2 separate regions of the Homo sapiens genome follow, and region 2 is linked to region 1. Evidence: chromatin contacts called from ENCODE Hi-C or POLR2A ChIA-PET data. All regions are on one chromosome and are shown on one strand. Each heading gives the region's core, a stretch centred on a gene start or an enhancer-like site at or near the end of the contact. The rest is flanking DNA. Distances are from core to core; before and after follow the strand shown.

Region 1 (7,517 bases), core at 1,819-4,318:
CATCTCAAAAAAAAAAAAAAAAATTCTAGGACCCTTAAGATAGATGCTAAATCTACTCTGCCTGTACTCAATAAATATAACAACAAAGCCGAGACGACAGCACATCTGTTTACATCATGGTTTACTGAATATTTTAAGCCTGGCATTGAGATCTACTGCCTGGGGGGGAAGAAAAATGATTTCTTTCAAATATTACTGCACACCGACAATTGACCTAGTTGCCCAAGAGCTCTGACGGAGATGTACAAAGAGATGATTGTTGTTTTCATGCCTACGAACCCAACATCCATTCTGCAACCTCTGGGTCAATGAGTCATATTATCTTTTAAGTATTATTATTAACACATTTTGTAAGGCGATAGCTGCCTTAGATAGTCATTCCTCTGATTGATCTGAGCAAAGTAAATTGACAGCCTTCTGGAAAGGATTTACCATTCTAGATGCCATTTAAGAACATTACTTATTCATGGCAGGAGGTAAAAATAACAACATTAACAGGAGTTTGGAAGAAGTTGATTCCATCTCTCATGGATGATTTTGAGATGTTTGAAGCTTCCAGTGGAAGATATAACTGCAGATGTGAAAATAGCATGAAGACTATAACTGGAAGTGTAATCTGCAGATGTGACTGCATTGATGTAATCTCAGCATAAAACTTCCATGAATGAGGAGTTGCTTCTTATGAATGAGCAAATAAAGTGGTATCTTGAGATGGAATCTACTCCTAGTGAAAATACTGTGAACATTGTTGAATGACAACAAAGGATTTAGAATATTACATAAAGTTAATTGATAACACAGCAGCAGGGTTTGAGAGGATTGACTCCAATTTTGAAAGAAGTTCTCCTATGGGTAAAATGCTATCAAACAGCATCACATGCTACAGAGAAACTTCCTGAAAAAAAGTCAATCAATATGCAGCAAACTTAATTGTTGCCTTATTTTAAGAACCTACGACAGCCACCCTAGCTTTCAGCAGCCACCACCCCATCAGTCAGCACCATCAACACTGAGGCGAGAACCTCCACCAGTAAAAAGGTTACAGCTCACTAAAGTCTTAGATGATCATTAGCGTATTTAGCAGTAAAGTATTTTAAAATTATGATATGTCACATTGTTTTTAGAGATAACGCTATTGCACATTTAATAGACCATGGTATAGTGCAAACATAACTTCATATGCACTGTGAAATAAAGCTGTGACTCATTTTATTGTAATATTTGCTTTATTGTGGTGGTGTGGAACTGAACCCACAATATCTCCTATACTACTTCATGGGTAGTATCGGTATCTTATAATAACAAAATGTTAGTCTTCTCTCCTGTCCCTTGTATCACTGCTGTTATTTATTTCACTTATACATAAGTACACACACACACACACACACACACACACACACACAAGCATACATAATTGAATAAATTGTTGCTATTATTACTTTGGACAAACTGTTACCTATTAGATCAATTTAGAATATGAAAAATAGTTTTTATTGTCTTCACTTATTCCTTCTTTGATTCTCTTTCTGGCTGTAGATCTGAGTTTCCAATCTTTGTAATTTTTCTTCTCCTGAAAACTTTGTTTTAAACATTTCTTGCAAGACAGGTCTACAGTTTCTTTTTGTTTGTCTGAGAAAGTATTTATTTTCTCACATTTGAAGGATAATCTCACAGAATATAGAATTCTAGGGTTTTTTGGTTTTGTTTTCTTCTTAACACTTTGTTTCATTCCACACTCTTCTTCTTGCCTAGTTTCTGAGAATCTTTGTAAAGATTTTTTCTTTGTTTTTTCTTTTTCTTTGTTTTTCTGATGTTTGAATGTGGTATGCCTAGGGATTGTTTTTTAGTATTTATCATACCTTGTGTTCTCTGAGTTTCCTGGATCTGAGGAAACTGTCAAACTGTTATTGCTGTCTCACAATAATTATTCAGGAAGTTATCAGTCATTATTGCTTCAAATGTTGTTACTATTTCTTTCTCTCTTTCTTCTCCTTCCACTATTCCCATTACACAAATTACACATATTTACACTTTTTGTCATCGTCCCACAATCTAAGTTGTCTTGGATATTCTTTGCTTTCTTTTTTATCAGTCTTTTTCTTCCTTTGCTCTTCAGTTTTAGAAGTTTTTTCTATTGTCATATCTTCAGGCTTAGAGATTCTTTTCTCAGCCCTGTCTAGTCTACTAATGAGCCTATCAAAGACATTCTCCATTTTTCTGGTATAGTGCTTTTGATGGTCAAGCTAGCATTTCTATTGGATTCTTTCTTAGAATATTCATCTCTCTGTTTACATCATCCACCTGTTCTTGCATGGCATCTTATTTTTTCCATTAAAGCCCTTCATATATGATTCACAGTTTTAAAAAATGTCTGGTCTGATCATTCCCACATATTTGTCATATTTGACTCTGGTTCTGAAACTTTTTCAGTCTCTTCAAACTGTGTTTTTGCCCTTTAGTATGCCTTGTTATTTATTGAAAGGTGGGCATGATGTACTAGGTGATATGGTTTGGATCTGTGTCCCCACCAGATCTCATGTTGAATTGTAATCCCCAGTGTTGGAGGTGGGGCCTGCTGGGAGGTGATTCGATCATGGGGTTGGATTTCTCACGAATGGTTTAGCACCATCCTCTTGGTACTGTCCTCGTGATAAGGAGTGAGTTCTCCTGAGATCTGTTCATTTAAATGTGTGTGGCCTTCCTCCTTCTCTCTCTTGTTCCTGCTTTCAGCATGTGAAGTGCCTGTTGCTGCTTTGCTTTCTGCCATGAGTAAAAGCTCCCTGAGGTCTCCCCAGAAGCAAATGCTGCCATACTTCCTGTGCAGCCTGAAGAAGAGCCAGTTAAGCTTGCTATAAATTACTCAGTCTCAGGTTTTTCTTTATAGCAATGTGAGAATGGACTAATACACTAGGTTAGGAAAAAAAAAAGCACAACTCTGGTAAATAAGCCTTCAATAATAATAGTGGTAAGTTATGGGGAAAGAGGAAGCATTCTGTAGTCCTATATTTAGATCTCAGTCTTTTCATAAGCCTGTACCTCTAGACTGTGATCTACACTGGTGCTTAAGGGTACAGCTGGGTAGAATTGGGGATTTCTATTTCCCTAGGTTTGTTAGACTCTGATAAAACCCCAGCAGGTTGGGCTCTACTAAAGTAGTTGTTCCTGAGGGCAGACCTTGTTAAGACAAACAGCATTCTCTGCCATATTTCAAAGTTGTTTCTTTTCTCCTCCTTCTTCCAGAAGCAGAAAGAGATTTTTCCTCTGGTATTCACTGTGAAGCTCTGATACAACTCTTGGAAGTAAAACTCACAGAAGTGTGAGGATCCCCTTAAGATTAGGTCCCCCTAAAGTTTTTATCTTTCAGACTTGTCCACACTGATCCTTCAGCAATTCATCAGTTAAAAGTTTATGTTTTCCTACCTCATGATGGTTCAGAGGAGGTTTCTGCTCGTGGATTTCTGCTCTGATAAATTGTGACACTCTATCCTAACCTGTCTTACTCTCCAATTTTAGGGGCAGCAGTTTGCACTGTAAACTCACTTCTATGGCAGATCTAAGAAGAGTGTTAATTTGTCAGTTTGTTCAGTATTTTACTTGTTCTAATTACAGAGTGATGGACTTTTAAGCTCCTTACACACCATACCGGAAACCAAAAGTCCTCATAATGCTTTATTTAAAATGTTAAATTTAGGCTGGGCACAGTGGCTTATACCTGTAATCCCAGCACTTTGGGAGGCCAGGGTAGGCAGATCACTTGAGGCCAGGAGTTGGAGACCAGCCTGGCCAAGATGGCGAAACCCAATCTCTATTAAAAATACAAAAATTTGCCAGGCATGGTGGCACACACCTGTAATCCCAGCTACTTGGGAGGCTGAGGCAGGAGAATCACTGGAACCCGGGAGGCAGAGGCTGCAGTAAACTGAGATCATGCCACTGCACTCCAGCCTGGGTAGAGCAAGAGACTCTGTCTTAAATAAATAAATAAATAAAATGTCAAATTTTATAAAAATCCAGTTATAAACTACTAAATGGTTTGGATTTGAAAATACAAGCAAGGCATAATAATTCATTAGCTGGAGGTCAGAAATCAAGACTAGAAATTTACATTTTTAAGACATGTTTAAGATTATTAGTTTGATCTGTTTCTTATATATTATAGGTTGCCGAGACGGATAATAAAAGCAGTTTGATATTTCTCAGAAAAAAAAATCTGAAACTTTAAAAAAAATCATACTCCATTGGAATTTGATGTTGAGGCATTAAAGAGATTTACTACCTCTTTTGTTTAACTAGATTTTGAAAGCACAATTTTCTCAAAAAGTTAATTAAATGTAAAATCATGGATGCTTATTAAATTGGTGCCTTCTTAAGTAAATTCTTTTCAGCTTCTGGGTCAGATGGTTCTCCTTGAAAGAGGCTAGAATTGCTGTATTCAGTATTAATTGCCATTTTGGAGACAATATCTGTGGACTGTCAGTGACATTCTGCTATGAAAGAGAATCTGGAAAAGTTACAATTTAAAACATGTTAGGCTAAGTTTAGCAGTCAGCTTCTTCAGTATGTGATGATATTTTCTGCCATGCACTCATCCATTTCATCTCCCAGCCTGGACTTTGCAGACAGGAAGCCCAACTCCCACTTAATCCCTGCTTACTTTTCACTTCTACTTGAGACACCCAAACTTGGCAGGTTCTGCTGTCGGCTTGCAGTTAACCACAACCACCAACCCCCCTCAGCTTTGGTACTTTAGACATTCTCTGTAAATAGATTTGCTATTATAATACATTCATTCAATGAATACTTATTAAGTACTAATTATATGCAAAGAACTTTGCTAAGTACTAGAGGTAAACCCATGAATAAGACATATCTGCCTACAAAGAGCTTACAACCTAGTAGAGACAAGAAACCATAAACTGTGGTGAGCCCTAAGACAAGGTGAGCTCCCAGAAGGAAATGGTGTCTAATGAGCTGGGGAATGGGAAGACACAGAAGACTCTACATTGAGTAGAATTTACTTAGTCACAGATTCTAGCTCCTCCCTGCAATGCCAAGAAGAACAACATGTGCAAAGGCCCAGAGGGGACAGACGTGGAAAATTGTAGAAATGTAGAGGTTAGTGTGGATGAGCTATTACATTTAAGGGTGAAAGGAGAGCACGGTAAGGCTCTGAGAACTGAAGAAACCAGCTGGGAGCAATTTCCAAAGCAACTTCCAGTTTTACCATCCTTGCATTAAAATGTGATCCTGATTTTTTAAAATAGAGTTAAGGGGAGTGACCTGATGAGATACACATTTAGAGAAATCATTCTAGCTACAAGTTGGAGAACATTGGCATCCTAGTGAGAGATGCTAGTTTTTGGAACTGAGCAATGCAGTGGGAGCGAATAAAAGTGGAAAGTTTAGAGAGTAATTAAAGGGGTAAAAGTAATAGATATGATGATTAATTGGATCTGAACCTCTTCTATTGAAGCCTTCTATTTAGAACATTTCATTTCTAAATAACTACAATAATCTGATTAGAGAAAAGAAGATTTTATCTCTCATGATGGTTTGACTAGCTGATAGCTGTGTCATTGACAACAGTTAATGCAATGACATTGTGTTAATAGACATTTAGCAGACTCAGAAATAGGTACTTATTCCCTTTTTTTTTTTGAATTTTGACTACGTGAATAAAATAAGTAAAACTTCTAAAATAGGAAAGATAATGGCAATAGGTCCCAGGAAGCTATGTGACTTGACAAACAAGCAGATTTTGAGAGAAGACCTTCCTTCCCTTTACTAACTAAAGCAAGGATGTAAACAGCACTAAAACATACCAGGCACTCAACAAACATCTGTTGAATTGTTGACTTATTAGTTGTTTAATGTTGACTTATTATTTCACATTTTAAATAAGTCAAAAAGTAGAAGCAATTATTGAGCATACATCAGCTGAAATTTAATATATTCATTCTTGATGTATACATGTATTTTACCTAATATACAGTCATATTGTGTGATATGTGTCAGTTCTGTGAGGTAGTGAGGGCAAAGATCTAACTGAGTAGAGTTATTCTGTCCCAGTTATTTTAAGTAAGATGTTACTTTTGTTTTAAAGAATATATGAAAGAGAAATATTAATTAGATTTTTCATAAATGCTTTTGAAGTTTATAAGTTTTGAATTACAAATTAGTAATCTAAAATTAACCAGAACTTTTATTGGAGCCTCAAAAAAAGCTTTCAAAGTAGAACTGGAAGAAAATTATAATTTATGATCTTGTTCATCTTTCTTCTTTGCTGTTCTCGTGTAGTGATAGACGTGTTAATGAAAAGTTTTATGCATAGGAAATTGACTATCTTGAATCATGATTATCCATTGACTTTCACTGTAATTTCTTATATTTCTTGTTAAAAGGGAGGATGGGGAATCAGATTTTAGAATTTTCTTTAAAGGAGTTCTGTCATTCTCCTAAATAACATACTTTTTTCTTCTGTGTCTGATATATTTCCATTTAATTGCCTGATGTTTCTCTTAGCAAGAAATTAAACCAATATACTATCAAGTTAACCTGTCTGTCTTCCCTATCAGATAGATCTCTATCTATATTTGTTTTCTCAGTGTCTTGCTCAGTTTCTGGAACTAGAAAATGCTCAATAAATATTCATTGAGCCAAAGTGAATGTTTAAGATTCTACATTCATTTATCCATTCACTTATTCATTCAACAGATACATTTAGTGTTTTTTTATGTAGCTGGTACAGTGCTGGTCCCTGAAGCCCAAAATGAGTAGGATTTTGTGCCTCTCTTCAAGATATTTTAAGTCTTTTGAATATTCATTTAACCTTATTAACATGCATATATTCAAAATATCATAGAGGTAATTTGGCCATACCATAGAGGTAATTTCCTTCCACCCTTTTGTATCTTCTTTGCGGGTTCTTCCTCATCTCCCAGACATTTAAACGTAGGAGTACAAGGGCTTGGTCCTTGGGCATCATGCATTCTCTGCTTATACTTGCTTCTTAAGAATCTCATCCAGTATCATGGCTTTAAATTATTCCATCTATAAGCTAATGATATCCAAATTTACAACTGCTACTCAGACCTCTACCCAAACTCCAGACTTGCGCATTCTGTTGCCTACTCACTATCTCTACTTGCATGTCTAATTGGCATCTCAAATTTAAGATATCTAAAACAGTTCTCCTCATCTCTCTAAGGTCAAAGTTACTCCTCTTAGTGGCAACTCCGTCTTTTTCAGGCTCACAGTCCAAAAACCTTAGAGTAATTATTGACTCATTGCGCCCTTCTCTTACTTACCATATTTGACTCATCAGCAACTCCTATTAGATTCAAAATACATTCAGAAACTGAATATATTTCACTCCGCTCCAGCCATACTGCCTTACTCATAGCCTGGTGCATGCTAGGCATATCTCAACTTCAAGACATTTGCACTTCTTGAATCTAATATATTCAGAACTTGAATCTGTCAGAACTTGAATATATCTTGAATCTCCACAGCACCCC
Region 2 (7,517 bases), core at 3,422-5,921, 91 kb before region 1:
GAATAAGAAGGACAGGATGGAGGCAAAGAAAGGGCACTAATGTATCTGGAGTATCATGAACAAAAGGGAAAGTAGAATAAAATAAGGTTGGAGAGACAGGGAGTAGCTAGTTTAATAGGAACTTACAGACCTTGAATCTTAGGTTGGGTTCTGCATGAAACAGATTCTGGAGTGGAGATTTGCAGGAACAAATGTAACTGGAGAGTTCTCTTGTTCTCAGCATCAAACAGCTTTGTTCATGCTGGAGGAAGTCAGCTTTCTGAGAGATTGACAAGAGTAGGAAATTAATTGGAAAATAATCTTCTTTTTTGTTCTAATTTATCCTTTTAACCATTTTTTTTTGAGATGGAGTCTCGCTCTGTTGCCAGGCTGGAGTGCAGTGGCACAATCTCAGCTCACTGCAGCCTCCGCCTCCTGGGTTCAAGCAATTCCCCTGCCTCAGCCTCCCAAGTAGCTGGGACTACAGGTGCCTGCCACCATGCCCGGCTAGTTTTTTGTATTTTTTTAGTAGAGATGGGGTTTCACCATGTTGGCCAGGATGGTCTCGATCTCTTGACCTCGTGATCTGCCCGCCTTGGCCTCCCAAAGTGCTGGGGTTACAGGCATGAGCCACTGCACCCGGCCATCATTTTTTTTTTTAGTGTGCTCTTTCCTTTTTTTTTTTTTTTTTTTTTTTGCATCTTCTTTGTATATTAATCTGTTTTTGCTCTTTTTTCTTCAATGGTCATTTTGGGGTATAGGATTGATTTTGAGACAGACTGAAAACAGTTAAAAATCTCTCTTAGCTTTTCAGACAAGAAGCAATAATGAGGTGGCCTCGTTTAGTGGAAACTGGAAAGCAAAGATGTGATGGACTTCAGAGATATATAGGGTCCGGAAGTTGGCAATTCTGTGACTGAATGCAGGGATGAAGGAAACCAAGGAGTTAAAGGTGAGGAAATCAGTTGGGGCAATAGGAACTAGAAGAGGATGAGTTCTGTTCTGTGGAGGGTCCTTCTGAGGTGCCTCATAGGACAGCCATCTGGAGATGGACCTCTGGCAGCTGGAAGTGTTTAGAAATCAGAACAGAGTGCAGGCTAGAGACACAAATTTTAGAAACGTGTATGAAGGTAATAATTTTGTAAATAGATGAAGGTTACTATGCCATTTTTAATGTCAAGTACATATAACAGAGAGCATGTCATTTAACTGAAAAATGATGAAAAGCTATTTTATTTTCACATATTTAAAGATTGGGCATAGTTAGAAAGGTGAATGCACCTTCCCTCCCACTAAAGCTTCTAAGACCTTTTGAATGAGGTTAGTACCAGATGAAATTCTGGGAACACACAGACCTCCTTGTGAGGGACACACGTTTGGCAGATACATAATCTTAAGGAGAGATCCATTAGTTTGCTTCATGCTGCTTTTGGATGGCAAGAATTTTGTACTGTTTTGCAACAGATATAGTTTTGATAGATTACATTGGAGGGCAGAATTTTCTGGAAGGCCTTTTCAGATTTAGGAACCATGGAAAATCAGTCATTATTTAGTAATCAAGAGAATTAAATGCTTTTATTTTGCTGAGCCTGATCTACCTAGTGAATGTTTTATTTCTCTCCGTGTGTGTATTTCATTTTGCAAATATAAGTATTATTCTGTGTACTGCTTTATTAGTTATAATTCATGTATCATTTTGTAACAGAGAAGTATCTTAAAATTATAATGTTTGCACAAGATTCTCTGTGATGATTGAACCAAGAAGGGATGTAGGAAACAGGTAGGGTGCCTGATGATTTAATATTTCATCTTAAAGACAAAGGAGAATAAAAACAGTCCATTTGTATTTGGCTGCTTTTATGTTACTGGCAAGAACAGTCAGAAGCTCCCCATTTTCAACTGGTGGTTGGGTGTCCAAGGAATTCTTGAGTTTGTTATTTCATATGAAGGATGTGCCAGATAAAAACCCTTAGAGACCGAAAGTTTCCTTGTTTAGTCACAAGACAAACTTGCTCTTTTCTTGTAGCAAACTATATTACTACCCTTTGTCTGACTTGTTGATTTCGAGTTGGAGGGCAGTGTCCATTGGTCCATGTCAGTCACTAGTGCACCTAATAAAAGGCCTAACAGATATTTAGGTTGTCAGTGTTTGCATGCTAGTTGGTTAAGCCATCTGAATTGGATTTGATTGATGACCTCGCTTGCCCTTAAGAAGAGGGTTTGTGACCACAAGCCACAGAAAATGACATGTAAGATCAATTGATGGTTAGTAAGTTAAAAAACATCCCATCACCCATTTTGTGTGAATATTGTATTGCTATGGGTTTTACTTGGGAACATATAAAAAGGTTACCACATACTCCAATATGTGTTTTTCCTACATTTCAGTAACACCTGAATGGAAATCTAACATGAGGACTGTTGAAATTATTTTTTTCAAATGGGGAAGGGAGAAGAAGGTTAATAATTTTCCATACTCAGATTAGAAAGGTCACGACCATATCAGTTCAAAGAAGAGAATGCATGTGCTCATGGCTGGTTACCAGGTGAATTTTGCAAACATTTTATTATATACATAGTTGATTTTTTTTCCTTCCTGGGAAACTTATATCCATGAATCTGGAGTTTTACATTTTGGAGCTACATTTTTTGGTCCCTTCTACCTATATTATTTTTAAAAGATATCTTTATTTTAAAATTGAGCAACTTGAAGTGTATGTGTGTGTGTGTGTGTGTGTGTGTGTGTATACACATACCTGTATTGTAAATAAGAAAGGTGCTTAATAAGTTTGTCTTAAAACTCATGAAAGCTTGGCGTAAAATCTCACACTAATCACTATGGATGAGAATGGCTCTCGTTGAGAAATAAGGGCTGATGGCTTTTTTCTCAATGATCATGTTAAAAATATATTGAGAGCATTGTAGGACTCCAGATGCTTGGGTTGTGGCTCACAATTTTTACAGAATTAATTTCCAAAATTCTTGATTACTCCAGGAGGAAATTTATTCCAAAAGTAAGCTGTGTGCTTCCTTCTTAAATTTAAAAATTAATGCATCAAAGGTGTAATAAAAATCATCTCTTACAATTAGAGGTCCTAAAGAAATGTTTGAATTATTATGGCAATTAGAAGGGTACCTTACTTAAGATTTTGAGAGTTTTGTTGCTAGCAAAGCAGAGAAATAAAAAGTTAATTACTTTTGTAAGGGAAAACTTGGGAATATAGGTATGTCCCTGTACCTTTTCAGATATGTAAACAATATTTAGGTATTTTTACAGAGAATTGAGAAAAAGTACAGGCACTGACACTACTACAACCATAGTAGAAGACACTACTACAAAGATAGTAAAGGACAACTTTCTATGTAGATAAATATCAGTTATTTGGAGTTTATTATCTGAAAATATTTTGATAATTTCTTCCCATTTCTTTCAAGATAAAAATTAAGTTTTAATAGCAGATATCTTGCTTAGAATCAAGTACATTTTAGTGACTTGGCATTTATTCATTATTCGTTTATTTAGTTTATCACTTTTTTTTTTTTTTGAGACAGAATCTCTTTCTGTTGCCCAGGCTGGAGTGCAAGGCATGATCACGGCTCACTGCAATCTCCGCCTCCCAGGTTCAAGCAATTTTCATGCCTCAGCCTCCCGAGTAGCTGGGATTACAGGCATGCGCCACCACATCCAGATAATTTTGTATTTTTAGTAGAGACGGGGGTTTCACCATGTTGGTCAAGCTGGTCTTGAACTCCTGACCTCAAGTGATCCACCTACCTCAGCCTCCCAAAGTGCCAGGATTACAGGCATGAGCCACCGTGCCTGGCCCTTGCTTGTAGACTTTCATTCTCTGGTTCCATACTCCACAATATTATCAGCCCTATCTCTCAAAAATAGCATTGGTTATATTATAGCATCAATTAATTACATTGACATAAAATTAAAATGTCTCTACTTGTCACTTCTTGTAATATTACCTAATTTTGTTTTTCTCTAATTTTTCATAATTTATACACCTAATTTATTACCTTTCACGGGCTCATGTGTTTCCTATTTAAAGTCTGAAATGTGGCCAGGTGCAGTGGCTCATGCCTGTAATCCCAACACTTTGGGAGGCTGAGTTGGGAGGATCACTTGAAGCCAGGAGTTCAAGACCATCCTGGGCAACATGGTGAAACCCCATCTCTACCAAAAAATATGAAAATTACCAAGTGTTGTGGCGCACGCCTATAGTTCCAGCTACTTGGGAGGCTGAGGTGGGAGGATTGCTTGAGCCCTGGGAGGCAGAGGCTGCAGTGAGCAGAGATCGCGCCACTCCACTCCAGCCTGGGTGACAGAGTAAGACCTTGTCTAAAAAAAAAAAAAAAAAAGAAGTCTGAAATGTAAGTCATTTGTATCTGTTCAAATGATATAAGGTGGTATCAAGCATTCTTACACATGATGGTGGTCTTAGAAAATCATTTAGAGGATGCTAGGAGAAAAATTGAGCTGCCATCTGGAGAGGCTGCTGGATTGGCGACTCCCTCCTATCATTGGTTTACTCTCTCCAGGTGCCTTACTAAAGAGAATCAACAAAGAGAGAAGGACTTTGCTCAGTACCTTCTGCCTTAGAGGCCTGTCTGGTCATCTGCTGCCAGCTCTTTCCAGGGAGAGATGAGGAGCAGCAGGCCTGTGCTCTCAAGCCCTCAGGGAATGCACTGCCTCCAGTGGGACAGAGTGGAGCTGTTGCTTGTGTCATTGCTGCAGCACATTATTTGAAACTGACCTCAAGACTTGGATTTGCTCAGTTTATTTTTAGAAGTAATGACAGTATAGCACTTTGAGGCCTGAATGTTATTTCTAGACAAGAGTAATACTGTTTTTCTGAGAAGTAGAATTTCAGGATTTCAAATGGATTTTTTGGTAAATATTTCTGAAGCTTTTCCAGTAACTGAGACTTTCTGGGCAGAAAGGCAAGATGGGACATAGTGTGCATCCTCTGTTCTTGCTGACCTCAGTATCTCAGAGTGTGACTAGACGCTGTTACCGAGCAGCTGCATAGTCATCTTCTTCCCTTGTTCTGAGCAAGTCCTCTGTTACACAAAGAAGAAAAAAGCAATCATTCTTTTCAGTCATTTACCTTCCAACTTACTAAATTTGAAATTATAATTATACATACAGTACATACAAGGTTGTCTGTAGGGAGTATATTTGTTTTTATGTCTTATATTCTGGCATGTATATGAGTTTGCCTAAGAGATTTGGAGATACATACACATGCATACATACATGTGTCTGACTTTTTATGTAAATATATTTTGTATGACGTGTTAATTTATATGATACATGGCTATCCAATGTGGTTATCTCTACAAAGAAATGTACTCACAGATGCATTTAATTTTTACAGATACAATTTTCATTAGCTTTCTAACTGAAGTCCCTGCCTGTAGACTTTCATTCTCTGGTTCCATTGTGTACTCCACAGTGTCATCAACCCTGATTTTCAAAAACAGCATTCATAGCCAGCAGTTTTGTCTTGCTTCCTATATGCCAGGCACTGTTCTAACTTTTTATATATAAATCTCTCAACAATTCCATGAGGTAGGTGCTGTTAACATCCTCATTTTACAAAAGAAGAAACTGAGGTACAGAGAGGTCAAAAAGCTCACTCTAGGTCAGAAACAATCCTAAGTGGTAAAGTCAGTCTGAACCCAGGCAGTCTAACTCTAAAATCTATACTCTTAACTACTATATTGTGTTGCACACAGAATCTGGTTCCTCGTGCCTCTGATCAAAACCGATATTTCCTGCAGCAGAAAATCTTAACATATTAGCACAGGATTAATTTGTTAGCTTTTTATGTTTTTCCCTGCTCACATTTGAGGTTGTTATCCACAGACAAGTATATCAAACTATTGCTGTTCTCCAAACCTTCCAGATAGTTTTCTGACTCTGTGATGTTAATCATGCTATTCCTTTTATCTGAAATTTACTTCATCTTTTTCTACCCAGAAAACGCCTATTTATTCTTCAAAGCCCATATCAGCCTTCACAACTCTTTTATGCATTGTTGTAAAATTGTATTTTCTCTCATCTGTGTTTCCGTAGCACTTAATAAGTAACTCCGGTTTTGGTGCTTCTTTCATTGTATGGTGGTGTTTATTTGCCCTTAAGTGTCATGTGCTCTTCATTGGGAGTACCATCTCCCCTCTGCTGATTTCATTCAACTGTCTAGTAACCAGATTCACCTCTCAGCCATGTTCCTGTATCATCAGTGCTGCTCTGCGGTGCCCTGTCTGGTTTTCAGTCACAGTTTCCTGTGCAGGTGGTGGAGGATTTTGAAATGCTTGAAACTGAACCATTACACCCACTTGAGATAGTTTCTTTTGTCTGTGTATGATAGGAGGTGGGTGGGGAAAAATAAGTGCACACAGCCTATTACCTGGAGTTGAGATCACCAATTAAATGTCATGAATAGGGTAAGATAACACATATTAGTTGTGTTTAAAATATTTTGCTCCTTAGATTTTTATTCACTCTTCACTTTAATTTAGAAAGGCAGTTTTCAGATGTTGGATGAGCATTGACTAATTTCCAAATACCTTTTTATTTGTTTTCTGCATTATAGATCATGTGACTCAAATGTATTTAGGGTAGCTAGCAGATGATTGAACATGATGAAACTATGAGTCTTTTATTTATCTAAGTAAAGCAGTGAATGCAGATGGGTTTATTATAGTCATAGGGCCCCATGTACTTTAGTCCTTATTTCATCCAGCAAAACTTCGATGACTAATTTTGACTTCAATTGAGGAATATTTTATTTAAAACATTTGCTTAGAATAATAGTCATTGTAAAGGAACACTTTTCATGTGTTTACTGAACCAAATGCTAAGATGATACAATTCCTAATTTTAAATAAGATAAATATCAAATTATAGGTTTTTGCATAATTTTAGTAAAATAGATGTGAGAAAGATTGGAGATTATGTGAGGATTCTAGGTACTTAAGTTGGAGTAGAGGAGAAAGAAGGAAGAAATGGCCTACTCATAATTGCATTACAGTTTTTTTCAGTCTTGAACAGAAGTTGAAGTCTGAATGGTACTGAAGTAAATGAGAGATTCAAATCCAAAAGAAGAAAAAGTCCTCATTATAAATTTTGGAAATGCATAAAAATGGTGAATGATAATATTCTGATATTTGAAAAAATAAATAAAGCTACATTTTAAAATTTAATTTATAAAAGTCTGAGTGACTTTTTAATAAATTAAAATTTGAAATTATAAATTTATATGAGAAATTAATTTTTCTCATATAAAAATACATTTTTATAAATTTCTCATATACTTTCCTCTTAAAGCAGTTTATATGTGGCAATTTTTTAAAAAATGAATAAATTAAAACTGAAGATTGCTCTTCCTCTTCTATCAAAACAGCTAAAACATTTAGCTCCTATTCTGTGATGCAAAGTTTAACATATGTAATCTGATTTAATTCTTGCAGTTACCTGTACAGCATTATCATCTTCCATCATATATGCATGGAAAATTAAGCTT

The links. A loop is a pair of places that touch in the nucleus more often than their neighbours do. ChIA-PET counts read pairs that join two places held with the same protein, here RNA polymerase II (POLR2A). Pooled maps may share reads with other maps.
Region 2: a loop to region 1 is called in a map with no recorded cell type, with 2.2 times the contacts of the local background. The contact joins two enhancer-like sites. A Hi-C loop is called at or near these places in 1 of 168 maps with a recorded cell type or tissue (Right ventricle myocardium inferior), 1 of 37 single-sample maps with no recorded cell type and 4 of 50 pooled maps. POLR2A ChIA-PET finds 5 or more read pairs at or near these places in 3 of 52 experiments (CD4-positive, alpha-beta T cell, OCI-LY7 and activated CD4-positive, alpha-beta T cell).

The regions. Positions count from the first base shown.
Region 1 is chr4:113,589,327-113,596,843 of GRCh38, reverse strand. The region is part of intron 4 of CAMK2D (calcium/calmodulin dependent protein kinase II delta); the gene reads left to right. Among named protein-coding and RNA genes, the nearest start is that of CAMK2D, 170 kb to the left of the region's middle. RefSeq lists silencers at 3,035-3,084, 3,097-3,391. Within about 2 kb of position 3,068, at least 2 of the 41 ENCODE cell types and tissues checked have a DNase peak (open chromatin) inside an H3K27ac peak, as active enhancers do; they include OCI-LY7, where a contact is called at or near this core.
Region 2 is chr4:113,682,070-113,689,586 of GRCh38, reverse strand. All of the region lies in intron 2 of CAMK2D (calcium/calmodulin dependent protein kinase II delta), which reads left to right. Among named protein-coding and RNA genes, the nearest start is that of CAMK2D, 76 kb to the left of the region's middle. Within about 2 kb of position 4,671, at least 23 of the 41 ENCODE cell types and tissues checked have a DNase peak (open chromatin) inside an H3K27ac peak, as active enhancers do; they include OCI-LY7, where a contact is called at or near this core.